Linked DNA regions of Mus musculus: all the other regions are linked to region 2. A link is a loop called in an ENCODE intact Hi-C map of the cell type or tissue named here. Cell type or tissue: heart. All regions are shown on one strand. Each heading gives the region's core, and the rest is flanking DNA. Links, peaks and the distances in the headings are about the cores only.

Evidence for each region. Hi-C counts contacts between places; a loop is a spot of excess contacts. Peaks named below come from ENCODE experiments on the same cell type or tissue, not always from the same donor. Only the 100,000 strongest peaks of a DNase experiment are listed, where the experiment ranks them.
Region 1: it touches region 2 in a loop (1.9-fold over the local background); 2 of 42 quality-filtered maps call a loop at or near these places.
Region 3: a loop joins it to region 2, with 2.1 times the contacts of the local background. A loop is called at or near these places in 2 of 42 quality-filtered maps.

Annotation. Positions count from the first base shown.
Region 1 is chr16:4,960,014-4,967,116 of GRCm38, forward strand. Anks3 (ankyrin repeat and sterile alpha motif domain containing 3) reads right to left here and starts at 4,224. Exons shown (of 17, transcript NM_028301.4): 1 at 4,107-4,224; 2 at 384-555. The coding sequence starts at 553. It also overlaps 4930451G09Rik. In heart, for the core only: a CTCF peak has its summit at 4,002; a DNase peak (open chromatin) is centred at 4,368; H3K4me3 peaks cover 2,083 bases; H3K27ac peaks cover 1,523 bases.
Region 2 is chr16:5,047,471-5,054,573 of GRCm38, forward strand. It overlaps Glyr1 (glyoxylate reductase 1 homolog (Arabidopsis)), which reads right to left and starts at 2,440. Exons shown (of 16, transcript NM_001079814.1): 1 at 2,336-2,440; 2 at 1,280-1,316; 3 at 264-343. The coding sequence starts at 2,373. Ubn1 (ubinuclein 1) reads left to right here and starts at 2,587. Exons shown (of 19, transcript NM_026666.4): 1 at 2,587-3,311; 2 at 6,258-6,371. In heart, for the core only: a CTCF peak has its summit at 3,055 (motif pointing left); a DNase peak (open chromatin) is centred at 2,501; H3K4me3 peaks cover 2,500 bases; H3K27ac peaks cover 1,760 bases.
Region 3 is chr16:4,882,615-4,889,717 of GRCm38, forward strand. It overlaps Mgrn1 (mahogunin, ring finger 1), which reads left to right and starts at 3,486. Exons shown (of 17, transcript NM_029657.4): 1 at 3,486-3,859. The coding sequence starts at 3,772. In heart, for the core only: a CTCF peak has its summit at 4,000; a DNase peak (open chromatin) is centred at 3,527; H3K4me3 peaks cover 2,500 bases; H3K27ac peaks cover 2,446 bases.

The DNA.
Region 1 (7,103 bases), core at 2,979-5,478, 86 kb before region 2:
CTAGGAGGCCACCCTTTCACCTCTGTGCTCAAGAACCACAGTGAGCCTGTAGTCACAGGGCCAGAGTGCTGCTATCCATCCTTACTATTGTTTTCTCTGGGGCTTTCTGCAGTCAGAGGAAACCCCCAAATGGTTCTGGTTCAAATACACTACAAGTTAGTGTTTATATCATGTTCTAGGCAGCTTCTTCTCCTCAGAATCAAAGGAGCCTTTTCTCTAGGAGTTAAACACGAGCCATCAAGGACATCTGCAACAAGCAGGCGAGCCTACTTGATATGTATTAAAGACCTTGAGCTCTGCAAGACTGCAGCCTGTTGGGAACTGAAGCCACTGAAATGCTCATTAGAACATGAGGTGAAGGGATGCACCCCAGGCCCTCTTACCGCTGCACACACTCCTTCACCACCTCATGCTGGCCAATGGAGGCAGCTGTGTGAAGATCCAAGGGGACATCCAGCTCCTCTGGGCTGCCCTGGGCACCAAGCCCGTGCCACATGGACAGGCTGCGCTTCAGGAGCTCCGGCTCGCTGGCTTCATCGCTGAGCTCAGACATAGCTGCAGAGGGAGGCCCAGGGGTTAGTTCTTCTTCCCTGTCTGTTCCAAAGAGGAAACACTCCTACCAACGGCAGGCTATCACCTCAGATTCCTAAGAAAATGAAGCCACTAAGGGTGACTTACTTCCTCCTAACATCACCCAGCTGCTGGCAGTTTGAGGCCAGACAGAAGACGAGAACATCTGTGGAGCCATTAACTGTGATGCTGCACCTGCTTCATACCACAGGTTCTACATCAGATTCTCCAGGAGCCAGATGACCTTTCCACTGCTAGTAAAACAGTGCGAGTTGGATTATTTAGCGCTATTTGCTGAATTTGGGTGTACAGCAAAATTTAGCTGTGTCTAGCTTCTCCAGGTCCTAGTTCCCCATTAATGGACATGTATGTCTAAAGGGTTGCTGCTACAGATGCACAGAAGCTGGGTGTAGTGGCATACCTCTGTAATCCCAGCACTGGGAAAGTGGAAGAGAGGCAGGAAGATCATGAATTTAAGGTCAGCCTGGATGACATAACAAGTTTAGGCCAGCATACCTACACAGAGATCCTCTCTCAATAAAAGCAAGGGTGAGGCCCAGAAAGATGGCTCAGGGGTTAGGAGTTTGTATTGCTCTTACAGAGGACCCAAGTTCAGTTCCTTGCACCTATGTTCAGTGGCTTACAACTTCCTATAACTACAGCGCCAGAGGACCCAACACTCCCTCCAGTTTGAAGATCTGCATTCATGTGTGAACATACGACCCACTCCGCCCCCAGATACATGCATACATATCATTTTAAGTCTTCTAAAACAAACCAGGGCAGGAGAGATGGCTTAGCAGTTAAGAGAGTGTACAACTCTTACAGAGGACCCGAGTTCAATTTCCAGCATCCATATGACACAACTCACAGCTGCCGCCAGGGGATTCAATACACTCACATGCACATGTCCATACAGAAACACACATATACATAATTTAAAAAAAAATGTTAGGGGCTGGAGAGATGGCTCAGCGGTTAAGAGCACCAAGTGCTCTTCCGAAGGTCCTGAGTTCAAATCCCAGCAACCACATGGTGGCTCACAACCATCCATAATGAGATCTGATGCCCTCTTCTGGGGCATCTTCTGAACACAGCTAAAATGTACTTACATATAATAAATAAATCTTTGAAAAAAAAAGTTAAGGTTAAAAAAAAAACCATAAAGACCAGGAATGCAGTGCATTTGCATCTCCACAAATCACATGGAAGGCTATATATAGTGATGCCTGACTTAATTATGGCACTTGGGGAGATGGAGACAGGATTGTGAGTTCGAGACCAACCTGGTCTAGAGAGAGTTCCAGGACTACAAGAGTGAAACCCTCTCTCAGAAAGGAAAACAACAAGGTAAAACAACAACAAAACAGCTGGGAACATAGAATTTGTCTCAAAAAAGAAAGGGGGGGAGGGGAAGAGGAGAGAAAGGACGAGTAGGACAGGGGAAAAGAAAACCCTAGCAGACTGCAGAATGCAATCCTGATGTTACTTGAGCAGGAATCCAGCTATGCAACCCTTTTATGTATAACAGATGAACACAGGATGACAGGTGTATGGTTAGGAGTCCTTTCTTCTGGGTAATCCTACTCAAACCAAAGCCTAGCCATTTATCTTCTAACAGATTCTTAAGTCTGGGAGCAATAGGAAGCTAGTACAGGACAGGAAGAGTTCTGAGAGAGGTCAGGTGCCCCTCTGCATAAGGCCTTCAGCCACGAGTCCGAGCCCTACCAAGGCAAAGTCTGTGGGGGTCGGAGGTGAAGGGAGAAGAGATAACGGCAGTTTACAGTGAGTAGAGCCTCAGTTTCACTTTCTGCTCTTACCTGTGCAATGGCCACTGTTTTGTTTTGAGACAAGGTCCCACTGTGTAGCCCTGGATGACTTAGAACTCAATGTGTAGGCCAGACTAAACTTGATGGCACAGATACACTTGTCTTTGCTGAGATTAAAGGCCTGTGCCACATACGTAGATAAATGGTCACTGGTACTAAGCATTGGTGGGGGCCACCTCAGTGATCCCAAGCCACTTTAAGTGGCTGAGTCCTTCCGGGACAATATCGCAGTGCTCTGGCAAGGTTATTACGCTGAGGTTGGAACTGACCCTAACCTGACCCAACAGAGTCAAGAGTAGAACAGCAGGGTGGGAAGACCCGGGCTTTGGCACTGAACCCACCTGGGTCCCATCTCGGGGTCAAGACCACCACAGGAGTGGCCTCAAGGATACAGAGCACCACAATATCCATACTCAAGAGTTCTGGTGAACCCAGAAGGAAGCCCGAAGGAAGTATGACCCAGAAGGTACTAATTCCCTCGAGGCCCTTAAACACTCTAGCATTATCCTGTGTTGGTGAAAGCTGGGCCTGGCAGCACAACTTCCAGACGAGGCAGAAGAGTCAAATCCCAAGCCTGCCTGGGCAACTTAGTGAGACTAAAATATTTTAAAAGTAGAAAGATGGGCTGGAGAGATGGCTCAGCAGTCAAGAGCACTGACTGCTCTTCTGAAGGTCCTGAGTTCAAATCCCAGCAACCACATGGCTCACAATCACCAGACAACTACAGTGTACTTAGATTAAAACAAATATGTTTTTAAAAAGTAGAAAGATTGTTGAGGATCTATCTCAGTGATAAGCACTATATATACACAACTTGCAAGGACATAAGTTTACTTTTAAAAGTTATAAAAAGGACAACATACAACAGTTTGCCAGTCTCACGATGAGTGATGTGTGTGGGCTGGTAAGGTGAAAACAAGGCCTGTATCCTGGAAACACCAGCTTCTCCTGCTGCAAGGCCTGCGCTCAAGTAGCACCTAACCTAGTCTGAACCAACAGAATGGACACGTGCTTCCCCAAACTGGAAACCATAGGCGGATTAGCAGAACCCTGGAAGAACTCACACCTGCAACTCCAGCTCTTGGGGGGCTGAGACAATAGGACCGCCTTTGAGTTCAAGGACAACCTGGGTAACATTAGATGCTTACACTAAAAACATCCAACCCGCCAGCGTAGTGGCACCGGCCTTTAATCTCAGCATCTGGGAGGTAGATCTCAGTGAGTCTGTGGCCAGCCTGGTCTACACAGTGAGACACGCCCACAATCTCAAAAAACCAACACCCCCAAAAAATCGATTCAAGTAAAATAAAAGTTTCTATGTCTTCTGCACCTCTCTCTCTCAGAATTTCAGTTGCAGCCCTGATAAGTTATTCTTAAAATTCTTAAATCTTAGTTTTAAAAAAAATTCTATTCTGGAGGCAACTGTCATTCCTCCAAGAGATCCATGAAGGCCTCGAGGGAGCCCCTGCAGCCCAAATGTACGACGCAGTTCCGACCCTAGCGGTCCCGGCGACTATGCACGACCGCAGGCTCCCGTGTGGCTCAGCAGTCTGGCCGACACCTCGCGTGACCCCTTAGTTTAGCACCACGGCGGCGGGCCCGTGTCCCCAAACCCTGCGACAGGCAAACGCCAGGGCTGCCCACCCGAGCAGACTCAGGGCGCCTTGGGCCCCACCTCTCAGAGGGCCCTGCCGCGGCCCGGCCTACCTTGCAAGGCCTCAGGTTCCCGGGCCACCCTCCAGCGACAGCGGCTCGCCCCTCACCGGCCGACAGCCCTGCGCCCGGCCCACCCCGGAAGTAATCCTCGCACGGCGCAGAGCATCCCGGGAAGGTGACGGACGTTCTGTTATTGACACGCCACAGCAGCCCATGAGATGGCAGATACCGGCCCATTCGCTCGGGAGCCAATCCTGAGGCAGAGAGGCAGGCGGCGAGTCGCCAGGCCGCCGTGGGTGGCCGTACTCAGCACGGGGACAAGGCAAGTGGGCGGGCGGAGCGGCTGAGGCAAGTGGGAGACCGCGGAAACCCACGCGACGATGGGTGGGTCCTGGCTGCGGGTGGCAGGGAATGAGACCCTCCCCTCGGCTCTAGCACGGACTGCCTCGTCCCGCTGCCTTCCAGTTCCCTTGACAACGACGCCTGGCGCGGGGCGGGGCGAGGCGGGGCCAACTGGCTTTGAGGAGAAACACTGAGCCGCTCGGTCTTCTGAGCTCCTCCATGCTCTTTCCTCTGCGGGTCAAGCCTTCCTTCAACCCTCCCCGCCTTGCACACCTAAAGGACGATCAGTCCTGGGCGGCCCCCTTCACTTCGGTGATTCTGTGTCCTACCGCCAAAGCCCCTGGTAGGAAACATCTTTTGGTGCGTATACCAAAAGCGTCTCCACCTGTGGTTCCCAATTCAGGACAGCCAAGCACCCGTCCTTGCTCAAATGCCCTAAGACCCCACTCACTCCTCTGACGCAGCTCTGGTTTGGCACCGTTAGCTGATCTGCTTGGTCCGCTTGCTAGGCCTTCACCCACAATCCTAAAGTCCCTCTGCCCCTGAGGACTGAACGTGTTTTCTTTAGGGTGAGATATAAAAGGTGGAGCTGAGCCAGCGACTGGATTATAGAGACTCATTTGAGTGATGACTAAAAAAAAAAATCTCTTGAATAATGGATCTTAAACCTCTAATTCTAAAGATTATTTTTAATTATATTAATGAATTAGTTTGTATTTTAATTATGTGTATGGGTGTGAAGGTGGGTATGTGTACTCCAGTGCAGATACGAGTGGACGCCAGAGACGGGCTCTCCCTGAGGTTAAAGTTGCAAGTAGTTGTGGTTTTGGAAACTGAATTGTGATCCTCTATGAGAGCAGTAGAGGACACCACCATCTTGTGCACTCATGACTGCACATACCCACACATACAGTCCTGCTACCAAGTGACATAAGTTTGCAGAACCAGAAGGAAATGGGTAGAAACTAGAATTTTTGCGGGTGCATTTTCATCTACAGCTGATCAAGGCTTTGGGAAGGCTACCAATGCTAGTTTCTCCTTGAACACCCAGACACTGCCACCTCACCTTGTGTGCTCCACAGGACTCCTTGATGATGACAGACGGTGTCCTTTGAGTCCTGGCCCCCATGACATCCAAAGACAAAGCAGTGATGTCCTTGCCAGTTTCTCCCTGGGATGCCATCCTTGAGGCTGCCAAAAACCAGCTTCCATCTCTGGATTCAGACTCGTCCCTGGTGAGCAAGAGCTTTCTCCTGGATATTAACTGCCAGCCTGGGCAAGGACAGCTTCGGGCACTCCTCTACAGACCCCACTTTGGTCTATGGACTTTATTTTCACTCATCAGTGTCTGGGATTACTTCTGGGTATCCACTTCTTCCAGGCTTCTCTCTGGGTTTGCCAGAACTCTTGAGTGTGGATATTAGTGCTCTGTATCTCCAAGGCCACTCCTCCTGTGGTCCTAACTCCCAGGTGGACTCGGTACCAAAGCCCTGGACTTCCCACCCTGCTGTTGGACTGCTCTCAACTCTGTTGGGTCCGGTCGGGTCCAGCTCCAAGCTCTGAGAGTGATAACCTTGCCAAGGCCACATGGTATGGTCTGGGAGGGATTCTGCCACTTGAGGTGAGCCGGGGGGTCACTGACAGTATCAGTGGCCATTTATACATGTGAGAGGGATCCATTGTGATCCACTGGTCAGACGCTCAGCACATAGGTTGGCACAGGACATTTCAAGTGAAGAGCAAGGATTCTAGAAGCAAGGTGACTAGTTTGTGCCTCTTCACTACCGTTGTTCAGTGCTGGCTTTAATGCAGTGTCCATTGTATGCATTAATGCAGCATCTGTTGTGTGCATTAACACAGCACATCCATTGTCTAATTAATGCAGCATCCGTTGTGTGCAAGGCTTGCATATGGCCTGTGAAAAACGAAGCCCACATCTCACCAACAGGAGGTATGCTGCCAAGCCTGTTTTCAAATTGGCAGCAGAAAGCAGCACAGAACAAGGCCCTTTGTCGAGAACTGATCTTTCCAGACCTGCTCCTGGGCAGGATGTGCAAAGTATGACTGCCTTTTCCTCTAAAGTGCCCTGGTCTCTCTGCAGTCTGACTGTGAGGAAGAAGAGCTCTTCATCTTTCAGCGGAACGAGCCCGTCCTGATTCCAGACCTGACTGAGGAGCTGGCTGAAGACCCTGTTGGTGTCGATGAGTCAGGGACCTGGGTTACTGCAGGGAGGAGTCCTTCACCTGAGGTCTGTAGGACACTGGCCTTGGGAACTCTGGAGGGGAGGGGAGGGAGGTCGTCCCAAGTCTCATAAGGATTCCACGAGCAGTGGAATGGTTAAACCACTGGTTTTGCCTCTCTTCCTCCCACAAGGACAGCCTGGCCATCGGGTATGTAGCACATGAGCACGCCCTCCCTCAGAACTAGGAGCACATTTGATTTTCTCTCTGATTTCCCACCCTGATCTGTGTTGTTTTCTACCAAGACATTTTATATTGTCTGGCCATTGTCAGAGCTGCATGTCTCAAGTGTCTCTCCATAACCTAGCTAATTCATAGCTGAACTTATGTTCAGCTACTAAGTGATCCAGCAAGGAAAAGAAGGGGTTTGTTCCACAAATACCTGCACAGTGGTGCTTAATGCTACCCTAGTAGGAGATCAGGGAGAATTGGGAAACAAACAGGAAAGGCCACAACACAAGCTCTA
Region 2 (7,103 bases), core at 1,837-4,336:
AGAGAGAGAACACATGAGCGCACGTGATATAAACAGCATGCCTACCACATGTAGAGTTATGAACGCTGGTTCTTACCTGAAGGAAATCATCATTAGCCTCAGAATAATTTTTTGCTAGATAAGAACACCACCTTTTATTTAAGCGTAAAGCCAGAGTGAGGAACCATTTTTCACACTGCAGCAAGCCTTAGATACTCATAGAGCAGTTCAGACTCAGGGGAACACCCAAAAGCAACATGAAGCTCTCAGGGAGGACTACTCACTGATCTTCTGTTCCAAAAAACTTCACAAAGAAGCATTTCTTTCCACGTGGTTTCTTTAAGTCCTTGGGTGGATTAACAATCTGAAGGAGAGAAAGAGAAAAGGTATGAGGCGAACCAGAAGGCTACTGGGAAAGTAACTCCCCATGGCTCCAGTGAGGCTGGAAAGCCCAAGATCTGAGAAAGGACAATGTCCAAAAGCAAACCAGGGCTCTATACTTGTCCCATAGATGGGACTTTGCTATTGTGATATGAAGAAATATGTAAATATTCTTTAAATTCTCCATAGCCAACAGGTAGTATATTGTCCAACAGATAGTCTTATTGCAATGACTCGTGGCATAGAAACAGTTAAAACTAACAGCAACATCACCCCTCCCTCCATGTGATGTGATTAATGAAGAAACAGAAAATATTCTTTAAAATACTTTTGTTGTGGGTAGCAAGAGTTAAGACAGGAAGCAGTGAAAATAGGGGACCACCAAGGCACAGGAAATACCATATTGCAAAGAGTCTTCAGACATTTCCTGGATTCCTAGCAAGACTAAAAAGCCAGAACATTTGGAAAGCTATGATGGACCACCTCTTGAAAAATCTGGAATGCCATCTTCTGCAGAGATGCACTGGAGCAGCACATATGGTAACAGGGGAAGAAGATTTAAACTTAGTTGGGACAAAAATACTTTAGCTTTTCACTAACCTACATTTAGACTTCCCTCTTCCTGGAGAATCTGTTTCTTCATCCTTAGATTTTAGCATGCTACATTTTGATTACAATTGATTTCCAAGATAAAAAACCAACCAATTTCACAAGCCCTCTGACTGAAGTGATTACCTCATATTTAAACACTCTGGTTTATGCTATAACTTTCAAAACCGACTGATAACTGGAGGCAAAACACTACATTTTATCAAAATGAGCCCATTTTAAGTCAGTGTTAGAGAATGGAGGAAATTCAACATGTTAACCCTCTCCCTTAGCTTCAACTACCTTCTTTTAAAACCAACAATGCACTCACCTTTCCTGGCCAGGGAGGATACCGGCCCAGTTTCCCCCTAGAGAAAATAATACAAACAGTCAGAACTTGCCCTGGAAAAGCCAGTCCATCTCCTTCAGCCCACTCAACAAGCAATCTATGCTTCTAACTCTAGGCTGAACAAAAGGGCCAGAACAAAAGCAGGCAAACCAGATGGGTCTTTCACAGCTGGGCTCAGGGCCCTCACATATTACATACAAAACTGTATATATATATATATGTGTGTGTGTGTGTGTGTGTGTGTGTGTGTGCCTGAGATCTGTGCACTCTTCCCGAGAAGGAACATAGAAAAACAAAACCATCAGGACGTCACTGGTCTGGTACCTCCCTGGGAGAGTGTTGGAAACTTCTCTCTGTAAACACAGACTTCCCTAAGACTGATTTAATTCACCCCATGATCGGCTTTCCTTTGACAAATGATCATGGAAACCTTCCTCTAGGTAGGGAAACTACGCAGTTCCAAGGAGACAATGGTCACTCTTGGTTTTGGCTGTTGCAGGGGACACAAGGAACAGAACGAGAGGCACTGGATCACCGCCTAGCCATCATTTGCAAAGGAGAAGTCACCCTCCCCTCGGTTTCTTCATGGGGCAGCGCCGGGCAGTCGGATTTCGCCACCTGGAACCAAGCCTCGAGCCCACGTCTGTCCCAACCGAACGCGGGTATGGACGGCTCTGTCTCTAGCAAGGTATCCTCTCCTGCTTTGAGAGGAGGTCCGGAGAGACCCTGGGACTCCACGCCACGCCAGAGTTCTCTGCAGTGGCAGCTGGAGCCAGAGTTCTAGAGCCGTAACCCTCCCCTGGGATGGCCTCAGGGTTCAGAGCAGGGACCGCCGCGGCCCCTCTCGGCCTCGGTCCCCCGGGGACCGGACAGCCTCTTCCGCTCAAGCGTCGTTCACACCGCGGCGGCACCTCCTCTTCCCCACTCTCCGCCGTCCGGAGTGCATAATAAAACTACTCCTGGGCCAGCTGGCAACCCTGCGACCAGGAAAAGCAGCTTCGCGCCGTCTTTCGTTCAGCGCTGGTCGCCAGGACTCACCACACCAAGTCGCCGAGCCGCAGACTCACAGCCGCCATCTTACCACCCAACCACCGCCGCCGCACGGGCAGCCGGGAACTTCAGGTCGCCGCGGCACCGCCCATTGGAGTTGGCCTGACCACGTGACGGGTGTTTGCTGTCATCCGCCTAGCGGATGCGCTGACGTCACCGCGCCGCGGCCGTCCATTGGACTGCTTGGAGGCACGTGACTTGAGCGCCGCGCTCTCAGCGCGTCGAAGCCCAGAGACTCCAAGCTCCCGCCTCCCCCCTCCCCTCCGGCTCGTGACAACGAAGCATCCGCGGTCCAAAGCAGCGGCGGCGGAGGCGGCGCGGCCGGACTAGCGCGAAAGGGAGCCGACTGTGCTGCCCGCTCGCTTCCGGGACTCTAGACTCATTTCCAGTCTTTCCCGCTGCTTCCGTTACGGCTGTTAGGCAGGCGCGGGCCCCGGGCCGTTGCCGAGCCTGAGGTCCCGGGCGGATAGGTGTTGGAGTCCGGTTGCTGCCCTGACTGACCCTGGCGCGGCCTGGAAGCCAGTCTCGGTCCCAGCCCGGGGCAGAAGAGGCCCCGGTTGCCCGCGAGCCCGCGCTCGGGGCGGGAGCTCCAGACTGCTGAGGAGCGCCCAGCTCGACAGTCGGCTTCCGGAGCGGCGTCCCCGCCAAGCGTCCTCGGCGTCGCCCGACTTGTTTTCTTGGACGTGGACTTGGCATATCTCGGCTCCCCCCGCTGGCTGACAAGAGAAAGCGGCAGTTTGTCGAGAGGCTTCCTTCCCGCGGGCTGGGGAGCCGGCCATGGGCCGCGGCGCGGGCCCTCCGCGCGCCCGCCTGCAGCGCTCGGGAGCGGGCCGCTGAGCCGCGCCGCAACCCGAGGGTCCCGGGCCGGCATGAGGACCACCACGGGGGGACGTCTACGGCCCGCGTCGGCTCTGGGGACAACGGTGAGCGCCGCGGTCTGGTCCAGCCTCCCGCGTTAGCCTTCGTAAGTAGTGTGACACTTTGCAAGAAGTTTTGACAGCTGGAAGACAGGTGACAGTAATGGGAACTGGTACCTGCCGAGGGGCAGGGCGGCTGCCCTAAGTTCCGTAGACCGAGTTGAAGCTCGACTTTGAGCAAGAAAAGTCTCACACCCAAGAAAAGGCGGCAGGAGTCTGTGTCAGGGTGGACTTAACTTACAGCTGTACTTTCTGAAGTCAACGCCTGCTCGGAAGGTGACGGGTTCACGCCCCTTTCCCCAAAGCAGTGTCCTTGTAGAGGCTTTGGTTGTCAATTGCTCTGAGAGATGGTGTGGTGGAGAAGCTGGGTGGTTGACCCCAGCTTGTTTTTTCTTTGGAAGAAGTACCACATTTTTCAAGGACTGTCATTTACATTGTGTGTTAATTAAACACGAACTGACCATTTAAAGTGTATTTAAGATTTCATAAAATTTGACAAATGTTCTTAATTTAGAAATTAGAGTTTTCCAGGAATTTAAGAATATTGTAATGACTTGTCTTTAAATGTAAATCTTTACAACTAAATTTAGAAACAATCCCATCAAAGTCAGGAATAGAACAAAGGATACATTGTCTAATGTCCTGTAATTCTAGTTAATGAAATAAGACAGGAGCCGAGTAGTGGTGGCACATGCACTCAGGAGGCAGAGGAAGGTGGATTTCTGAGTTCGAGGCCAGCCTGGTCTACAGAGTGAGGTTCCAGGACAGCCAGGGCTACACAGAGGAACCCTGTCTCAAGCAAACAAACAAACAAAAGAATGAAAGAAGACAGGAAACAAAAATAAATATAAAATAACCTGTCATTTTTGTAGGACTTTGCCTTTCAAAATAAAAAGGGAAAGCCATTAAATAGGGAAAGAAATTAATGAAAAAATTAGCATACAAGTTTTTCTGTTTTTTTTTTGGTAGTCAGTTCAAAAGTAAATTAGTTAAAAAGAATGTATTTATGATAACAAAAACATAAAACAGTCCCTAGGAATACCTGGAAATAGGCTTTTGCATAATATGTTTTTTGTTTTGTTTTGTTTTGTTTTGTTTTTCAAGACTTTCTGTGTGTAGCCCTGGCTGTCTTGGAGCTCCTTGTGGATCAGGCTGGGTTCCATCTTAGTGCTGGGACTAAAGATCTGTCCACCACCACAAACCCATAATCCCATAATTTGCTTTTTAAAGAGAAGAATTTTTTCCTGTGTGGCATACTAATATTCAAGTCATTCGGAGTATTTAAACCCTACTTTGTGGTTTGTTTTTTTTTTCCTTTTTGTATTTTAGTTGGAGATAAGCTCTCATGCAATCCAAGCCTCCTTCTCCTTGTCCAAGAGTGACTTTAAACTTAGGATCCTCCTGCCTCTTCCTTCACAGTGCTTCTATTACAGCTATATATTACCATTCTCATTTTAATTTAATCCCAGTGTGTGATTTAATTGAATCAGGGCCTCCAGTGTGCAAGGAAAGCACTTTGCTGAGTGACATCCCCAGCTCAATCTTAGTGTTTTTGTTTTTGTTTTTTAAGATTTTATTTATTTTACGTATATGAGTACACTGTAGCTGTCTTCAGACACACCAGAAGAGGGCATTGGATCCCATTACAGATGGTTGTGAGCTACCATGTGATTGCTGGGAATTGAACTCAGGACTTCAGGAAGAAGAGTCAGTGCTCTTAACCACTGAGCCATCTCTCCAGTCCCCATTCTTTGCTATTTTTAAAACTTGTAAGTTTTCATTAGTGTTTTATTTACAAATTTAAGAATTTATGGGACAAAAAATTATGTGAGGGTCTGTAAGATGGCTCAACAGGTAAGGGTGTCTGCCTCCAAGCCTGAAGACCTATGTTCAATCTCTGGAACCCACATGATGAAATGAAAGAATTAACTCCTATAAGTTTTCACACACACACATACACACACACTCACCCACACTCACATGAATGCTTGTGAAAATAAAAATTACTTAAACTTGAATAAAACTTAGAGACAGCACCAGGTTAAACAGGTTAAATTTTCTTAAACAATCAACTCTTTTAAATCAAGTTATTTAAATTCTCTAACATGTTTTAAACTGTAGTTTTTTTCTTAATTCTCAGGTACTTCTTTCTTGACTTGTTTCATATTTCTTTTGTTTGCTTGTTTGTTTCTTCTTCCAAGACAGGGTTGTTTGTCTGTGTATCCCTGGCTGCTCTGGAACTCTGTGTAGACCACGCTGTCCTCGAGCTCATGGAGCGCCACTGCCTCTGCCTCCCGAGTGCTGCATGCTGTACCATCTCCCAACTACTTCATGTTTCTAAAGAGGTAAACTTGCAAACCTTGGAGGAAGCTCTTCCCAAGGTCATAAACAACTCATAAATTAGTTGTATAAGTACAACTTACGTTCTTTTGTGGACTTTACAACTTATATTTTCTTAAGCATTTGGAATTAAATAAGTTTAACATGGACTTTAACATATATTATTATCTTAAATGTTTCAAATGCCCTAGTCCTTAAATATGATCATAAAACTTCACCAAAACCTGACTTCTAAGAGTTAATAGGTGGGACTAGAGAGATAGCTCAGTGGGTAAGAGCACTGACTGCTCTTCTGAAGGTCCTGAGTTCAAATCCCAGCAACCACATGGTGGCTCACAACCATCTTTAGAGCTACAGTGTACTAATATACATAAAATAAATAGATCTTTTTGAAAAAATTATTATTTAAAAAATGAGTTAATAGGTGAACTTACTTTGTCCTCTAGTCCTATCTCCTTGTTGGCTAAGGCTTGCACAGACTTTTGTAGCTGACAAGAATATTGTTACTGGTTATGTGGTTTGGAGTTGTGTTTTCTAAAAACATGGGCTGAAATGAAGCTACCTTTAAAAAATTTTGTCTAGACAAAACAACACTGGATCTGGTTGCCAATTCCTTCGTCCAATTGAGTGACTTACTGATCCATTTCTTACAGAAAGACTGTGTTCCTCTCTAAGTGGGAGCCTGTATGCCTTTAATCCTCAGTTGAGGTGTGTTTCACAACCAGGTGGATCCCAGCACTGCTCCCAGGCCCTGAAGCTTCCTTTAGGTACTGTGTAGAGCATCCAAGTGTGTTTTGATAAACTCTGCACTGGGAGTCTATTTTACTAGTTATGTCTTTGCTGTCCAATTAGAATGGCTTTTTTTTTCCTTCAAGACAGGGTTTCTCTATGTAGTCCTAGCTACAGGATGCCTGCCTCTGCCCTCCGAGTGCTGGAAATAAAAGTGTGTGCCATCACTGTTTCTCTGGAATGACTTTTTTTAAAACTCATTTGTATATTTTTAACTCCCTTATATGGTCTTGCATCACTTTTTTATGATAATAACAAAATGAATGGATATTAAATATATGCTAGTATATCTACATATATGTGGAAATAGTCAAATCATTCTGAATTCATATTTGTGAATTATTTTTGCAAAGTACAGTCATATTTTGGAGGGGACTTGGAAAAATGATTCTAAAATTGATCTGAAATGGGCTAAAATCCAATTACTACTTTTAAAAAGGTAATAAAGACAAACTTTTAATTCAGGATACTAAAAATAAGAGTTTTGAAGACAGTTCATTACTGAATAAACAATCTCTCAAGTACTTGATTAATGTAATACAGCTTTTATACATGGACCATACATATGAGGTCTGCTTTGTAATTGGTACTGGGAAAACTCAAGTTATAGCCTGTTCTTGCAGCATAGAGCCCAGTAAGTTCACTATGGATTAGATTTAAAAGTGAAAACTCTTTAATAGACTGACTGGGGGATTTCTTCCATATGATCT
Region 3 (7,103 bases), core at 2,983-5,482, 160 kb before region 2:
ACCTGCTGTGCCCAGGTTCTCCATTTTCTTGAGACAACCAGAGCCCTCAGGACTTTTCCCTCTGTATGATCAGGGAAGGCAGGAGACTGAATTCAGAGCACTTTTGCATGTGCGTGCGTGTGTTAAAACATTCATGTAGCATATATACCATGAAATATGCATAAGAGTGTTAGGATTTCACAGGGAGAACTTTTCTTTTTTGATTTTTAAAGACTATACCAGGTTCAGATATCTTTAGCTCATTGATCAAAGAGTTCAACATATTTAAGGTAGGAAAAGTTTTTCCCACCTCACAGTTACAGGGTACCGTCTGCTGTGGCAGAGTAGTCAAGGTGGTGGGAGCTGAAGCAGCTAGTCACATGGCATCCAAAATCAGGAAAATAGGATCAACGCTCCAACTTATTTTATATTTTGTTTTATATTTATTTACTGTGTGTTTATGTGGGTGTGTGAATGCTATGGTGTAAGGGTGGAGTCAATTGCCTTCTACCATCTGGTTCTAGGGATCAGATGCAGGTTCAGTGGCAAGCACCTTTACCTGGTGTGCTCTCAGTGGCCCAGGCATCCCTATTTTATGCTGTCCTGGGTCCCGTTTAAGGAATGCTGCCACTCAGCACAGTTAAGATGTGTCTTTCTACATCAATGAAGACAAGACAGTCCCCACAAGCATGCCTAAGAGAGCAGGACCTATTAGATTGACAATTAGCACTAGCTATCACACCATCTATCAACTGTGTGACTGGAGTAGGGGCACTTTACTTTTATGTCTCCTCTTGTATAAATTGGGGATGAAAATAGAAAATGGCCGGGCGTGGTGGCACACGCCTTTAATCCCAGCACTTGAGAGGCAGAGGCAGGTGGATTTCTGAGTTCGAGGCCAGCCTGGTCTACAGAGTGAGTTCCAGGACAGCCAGGGCTACACAGAGAAACCCTGTCTCGAAAAACCAAAAAAAAAAAAAAAAAAGAAAATGGAACACCAGAGTACTAAGTAAGAGAATATGCATAGATCCCTCAGGCAAGATGACAGCATATGAAAAGTGTTTGGTCCTAAGGTGGGTGTGGTTGTACATACTTACACTCAGCACTTAGAATTATGAGTTAGAGACCAGCCTGAGCTACAGACAGGCATTATGGGGGATGCGAGGAGTGTTTCGCCAATGTAGATCTTTAGGATAGATATGCTCAGGCTACATCAAACACCTGAACTCTTCCTAGTGACATATGGGTCATTTCATTTTAGCTTTCCAGATTCTTGGTGAAATTGAAATTCTGATTGAGATATCCTGGTACAGTTGCAAATGCAAGCTCTGACCCAAATTGTCCGTGGATTCACTTCTCCCATGTATCAGACAAGTTGCCTGTCAAGAGTATGTTGCTATGCAGCTTTGTGGTGGCTGACACACTTGAGCCAGGCAGTCATGGTTCCTCTGCAGCTTAAGTTGGTTGCAATGTGTGCTGTGGTCACAGAGAGGATGGTGGAAGGCTGAAGCTATGTTGTTTCCAGTGACTCTCTTAAATGCAGGGTTCAAGAAGATGTCTCTCCTTCAGGCACAGCTTGTGAGCTAGATGTATTGAAATTGCATCCTTTGTGCAACTCCATAATCAGGCCTTGCTTCCATTAGTCTAGGCACATCTTCATAATAGTCATTAGTGTGTGCTGTCTTATGATTCTAAATATGTTTATGAAGAGATTATGGCTTTTGTTCTCAACTGGTCCATTGTGCTATTTTGAGTTTGAAGAAATTCAGAGATCTCTTACACAGCTACTCTAGGGTAGCATTAGCCAAAGAAGAGCCAAAAGCTCGACTCTTCAGGGATGGAGGAGGGTGCCTGGGTGGGAGGCACAGTGGAGGTGGATGGCGGGCGGTGCAGACAGATTATGCCTTAGACTGTGAATCTCTGCTTCCAGTGTAAGAGGAAAGAGTTTCCAGCCAGGAAATGTAGCTTCTCATCTAACTTCTTGGCTGCCCTCTGCTGCTCCTTAGTTGAACTTTGGAGGACCTCTGGTGTCCTGGAGGGTCCCAACTAGGTCTCAACAACATGGTCTCGAGGGAAGTCTTGTCTCTGGTGAGTGGCACTAGCCCTTTATGGTTTGAATATTATTATATTCAATTACATATATTATTCCATCATTCAGCCATTTTGGCCACCTCCTCACACAGCTTTCAGCCTATCAATTCTTTTTGTTTTGTTTTTTCGAGACAGGGTTTCTCTGTATAGCCCGGGCTGTCCTGGAGCTCACTTTGTAGACCAGGCTGTCCTCGAACTCAGAAATCCGCCTGCCTCTGCCTCCCGAGTAAAGACGTGCGCCACCACGCCAGGCTTCAGCCTATCAATTCTTGATATTTTCTCTCTTCCTTCACCGGACTTTGGAGGATAGCAATAGGCCAAGTTGGCCTGAAAATTGATGTCCTCCGTACCTACGATGCAGCAACTCAGGATGGAGCCCATGATGCACATTTCTGCTGGCCAGCAGAAGAGGTTGGGGTGACGACAGACATGGCCCAGACCAGGCCGCACCGAGGCACACCCACCGCGCGAGGGTATTTTTTTGCTCACTTGAGGTCTTCACTTAAGGCCTATGCTTGTCACCTTATCTACAAGGGACAGGGGGAGGATCTTCAAGGACTTTGCATTCAGGTTTAGTATAGTTTGAACTATGGTGAAGTCACCACCTGATACTTCACTACCTGCTGGTCTCCCTAGCTGCTCTCCTGGAACAGCAGGTTCAAGATGGGAGGCACTTCTAAGAAACTCAACTCCTCTGAGAATCATAAAAACATACCCTGGCATCCTCAAAGCAGTGCGTGTGTGCGCGCGTGCGTGTGTGTGAGAGAAGCCAGGGCATAGCTTGTAAATTAATGTTGCAATCCGTATCCTGATTTTTCTGAACTTGCTTTTAGCATATTATTTGCCGTCTGCCCTGCTTTGTGCCTCAGTTTCCCTATGTGTCAAAGGGGGAGAAATCTGTCTTCTGAAAATTCCGTGTCCATTGTAAATGTTTCTGTGTAGCCCTAGCTGTCCTGGAACTCACTCTGTAGACCAGGCTGGCCTCGAACTCAGAAATCCGCCTGCCTCTGCCTCTGCTGGGATTAAAGGCGTGCGCTACCAAGCCCGGCTTTTTATTTATTTATTTATTTTTTAATGTTTTGACTTCTTGACCAAGGCTCCAAGGCTTGGTGGTTACCCAGTTGTCCTCTGGTTAAAGGTATTCCCTTTGCGGCTGAGGATGGGAGAAGAACCTCGGGAAGTGGGGGAGAGCTACTGTAGAATTGTCGACATTTTCAGACTTGGTTTACATGGGAGACGCTCGAAATTCTGAGGGTGTCTAAATGTAGACAGAAGATGAAGGGACTGAGGCATTCCGGTTTCAGTATCCAGCTGGGCAGCCGAGGTTAGCGTCGTGTGAAGGAGATAACCCCCTTAGCCGGAGCCTCTTGGTTCGACCCACTGTGGCTACTCACGTGAGAGGTGGTGGTGGTGGTGGTGGTGGTGGTGGTGGTGGTGGCAAGCTTGGGAAGCGTAGTACGCAGGCGCATTGGCTGCCTGGCCTGGACTCCATTTCCCCTGGAACTGCGGGGCGGGGGCGGGGGCGGGGCGCCGGGCCTAGGCCGGGGCGGCCGGGGGCGGGGGCTGTGGAGAGGTGCCGCGGCGGCGGCGGCGGTGGCGGCGGTGGGTACGCGTTGGTGCGGCCTGTTTTGGGCCATGTCCGTGTGAGGACGCCGCAGCCGACAACCTCTCCTCTCCGGCTGGCCGGTAGAAACGCGCACCATGGGCTCCATCCTGAGTCGCCGCATCGCGGGCGTAGAGGACATCGACATACAGGCCAACTCGGCCTATCGCTACCCTCCGAAGTCCGGTGAGCTTCCGAGGACGCGGACCGCGGAAGGGGGCTGGAACGGGGACTGGGGACTCCAGGAGGCCCGGGGATCAGACGCGCGAGCGCCCTGCCCTGTCGCGGACCCTCCTCCTGTGCCCCTTCCCGGTACCTGTGGAGTTTGAGGCGTGGCTGCGGCCCTGGCTAGCCCTGCTGGCCGCAGACGCACCTTGCGCGGCCTCTTTTTAACTGGTGACCTTGGGCCACTCACTTTGTGTATGCACCGATACTTGGCATCTCTGGGATCAGACTGCATTGGTAGTGAGGACACCCTCACCACCGACCCGGTGGTGCCGGCTTTGGAGGCATGAAGACCGGCCCTGGATTGTGACAACTCATTAGGATTTGGACCCAGGCTTTCCTCTTCCCGTGCGAGTGAGGGACACTGGTGTTTGACCTAGGGAGGTGATCGATAGGGAGGTGCTGGGTTCCATTGGAGGACAGGATAATGGTTTGAATGGTTAGAGAGAACTACTGACCTTTCCCTCTCATTCAGGGCAGACTCACTGGTAGATTATGGGAGCTGGATGGGGGCAGAGTTGGAACCAGCATCAGATATCAGATGTGGGATCCCAGAGGAGCCTTGCTCCTATTCTCATTCATAGTCTCTGCTCTCTCTCTCTCTCTCTCTCTCTCTCTCTCTCTCTCTGTCTGTCTCTCTCTCTCTCTCTCTCTCTCTGTGTATGTGTTTAAAATAAGGACAGTATGTCATGTAGCCCAGCATGGCTCCAACTCCTTATGAGAGTGACATTGAGCAAACACTGGTCCTCCTGCCTCTACCCTCCCAGTGTTGAGATTTGAAATGTGCACTTTGCCCTGTTTTATGAGGTGCTGGAGACTTGAACTCAGCGCACTGTGCATGGTAGTCAAGCATTATATTAACTTAGTCACATTCTTAGACCAGGCCTTTTTCTAAGACAAAAGTCCTGTTATATAGCTCTGGCTGGCCTGGTACTCAGTTCTCCAGCCTTAGGCTTCTGGTGCTGAGACTACAGGTGTGTCCTGCTACACACAGCAATGCCTGGTGCCTTGTCAGCTACATTTACTTCTACACAACTTCTTGGCGGGGTAGAACGCTGGGCCTTTAGATCCGGTTCTAAGTGTTGAATGTGATGTTTGGTCCTGAGGTGTTTTCAGACCAAGCCGGCCAGATTTCCTGTGTGGCTGAGAAGAGTCTGCCCCCATTAGTTGGACAGCTTATTAAATGTTTCGGGCTGTGCTTCTAGACTTTCTTTGCCCTAGGGATCTGCATTTTAAGCTAATTTTCTTTGGTGTGTTTGATGCCCACTCAAGTTTGAGATAGTATTCTGTTAGTGTGAAGATCTGGGAACTCCCAGGATGAAAGAACAGGAAACTGGCACTATTTAGTGACACTTTTCAGTGAATGGGATGGAATCACATGTCAGTGTAGGGAGACCTGCTTGCCTGTGTGCATTGCTAGTACAGGCTGCAGCTCCAGAGGTTTCCTTGGAGACTTGAAGGACTAGTGTGTGCACATCTGAGACAACAGTTGTTAACCCTCCACTGAGATTCTCCTTGTTTGTCTTCTGCTGAGTGACCTTGATTAAGTTTGCTTATTTGCATCTCAGTTTCCTCTTCTCGGAAAAGGGTGCTTAGAACTACGCCAGGCACATAAGATTTTTCTGTAAATGTTGGCTACTATAACTGCTTCAAAGGTAGCTAGATGATTGGCCCAGACCCTGCCTGTATGTGGCAGTGGTGTGGCAGATACTGGAAAGCTAGCTTCCCTCACCTGGCACCTGAGTACCATTAATGCCCCTTCACTTAGGCAGTTGCATAAAACAACAATGCATGGCCTGTGCACACACTACAAATCCACAGAACTAGGCATTTCCAATTGTTAAGATGTTCCTCTAACCTGGATGGGGTTACTGGCACAGTAACCTGGGATGCCATTCATACATTGCTGAGTTCTGGGCCTGCCTAGTCCAAAGATTTTTGTTTGTTCCGCATGTGTTTGGTGCTGGCAATCGCACCTAGAGAATGCTACTCTGTTTCATACCCTCCTGGATAACAATATAAACAATGTGTCTTTTCGTTTTTCTTCTGTCCTAGTCTTTCACTTACCATGGGGTCCTTAAGATCTTGTGCAGGAAACTGGGGCTGAGAGAAAGGCGAGGAACACTTGAAGGGTACTCCCATGAACTGTTCATCTGTACAAAATTGTAGTTTCAGCCTTCTGCTGGTTTTCTTTATTTGAATTTCAAGGAAAAGTGTGCTAATTTTTGTTGTTGTTTTTTTTAAAGCTACTTTTATTTAGATGGTGGACATCTTTAGTCCTAGCTCTTGGGAGACAGAGATAGGAGGATCTCTGTGAGTTGTAGGCCAGCCTAGTCTACAGGGCTGCATAGTGAGAGATCCTATATTAAAAAAAAAAAAAGTGTTGTTTTTATTTTCTGTTGTATCCACATGTCCTGGGCATGCAGTACCTGTGGGAGGGCATCGGATCCTTTGGACAGACAGTTGGTATTTGCCATGTCAGTACCAGGAACTGAACTTGGGTCAGTTACAAGAGCAAGAAGAACTCATAACTGCTGAGCCATTGTTAGAGCCCAAGCAATTTTTTTAAACAAATTTTTATTAGATGCATTCTTTTTTTTTTTTTTTCCCCCGAGACAGGGTTTCTCTGTGTAGCCCTGGCTATCCTGGCACTCACTTTGTAGACCAGGCTGGCCTCGAACTCAGAAATCCGCCTGCCTCTGCCTCCCGAGTGCTGGGATTAAAGGCGTGTGCCACCACGCCCGCCCGGCTGCATTCATTTTTTGTTTTACATGTGAATGTTTTGTCTGTGTGTGTGTGTGTATGTGTGTGTGTGTGCACTGTATGATGCTTGGTGCCCATATAGGCTAGAAGAAAGTATCTGATCTCTTGGAACTGGAGGGAGCCACCATGTGGTGCTAGGAATTGAACCTGGGTCCTCTGTAAAAGCAGCTGTCTTTAACCACTATCTTTCCAGTTCTCTAAAGTAACGTTGAGCATCTCATGCTGTCCAGTTTTCTTCCTTAAGGAGTTTTATCATGTGCTGTCAACAATGAAAACTTGACTTCAATAATACCTGCTTTGCTTTCATGTCGTTTATTTTACACTTCATAGCTTTGTAGATGTATAATGTGTGCAACATGTGGCTGACCCATTGTAAGCATGAGTGGAGTTTTAGTAAGTGGTAGGGCTGTGCACCACAGCGCCTTCTCGCCCCGAGCTTACT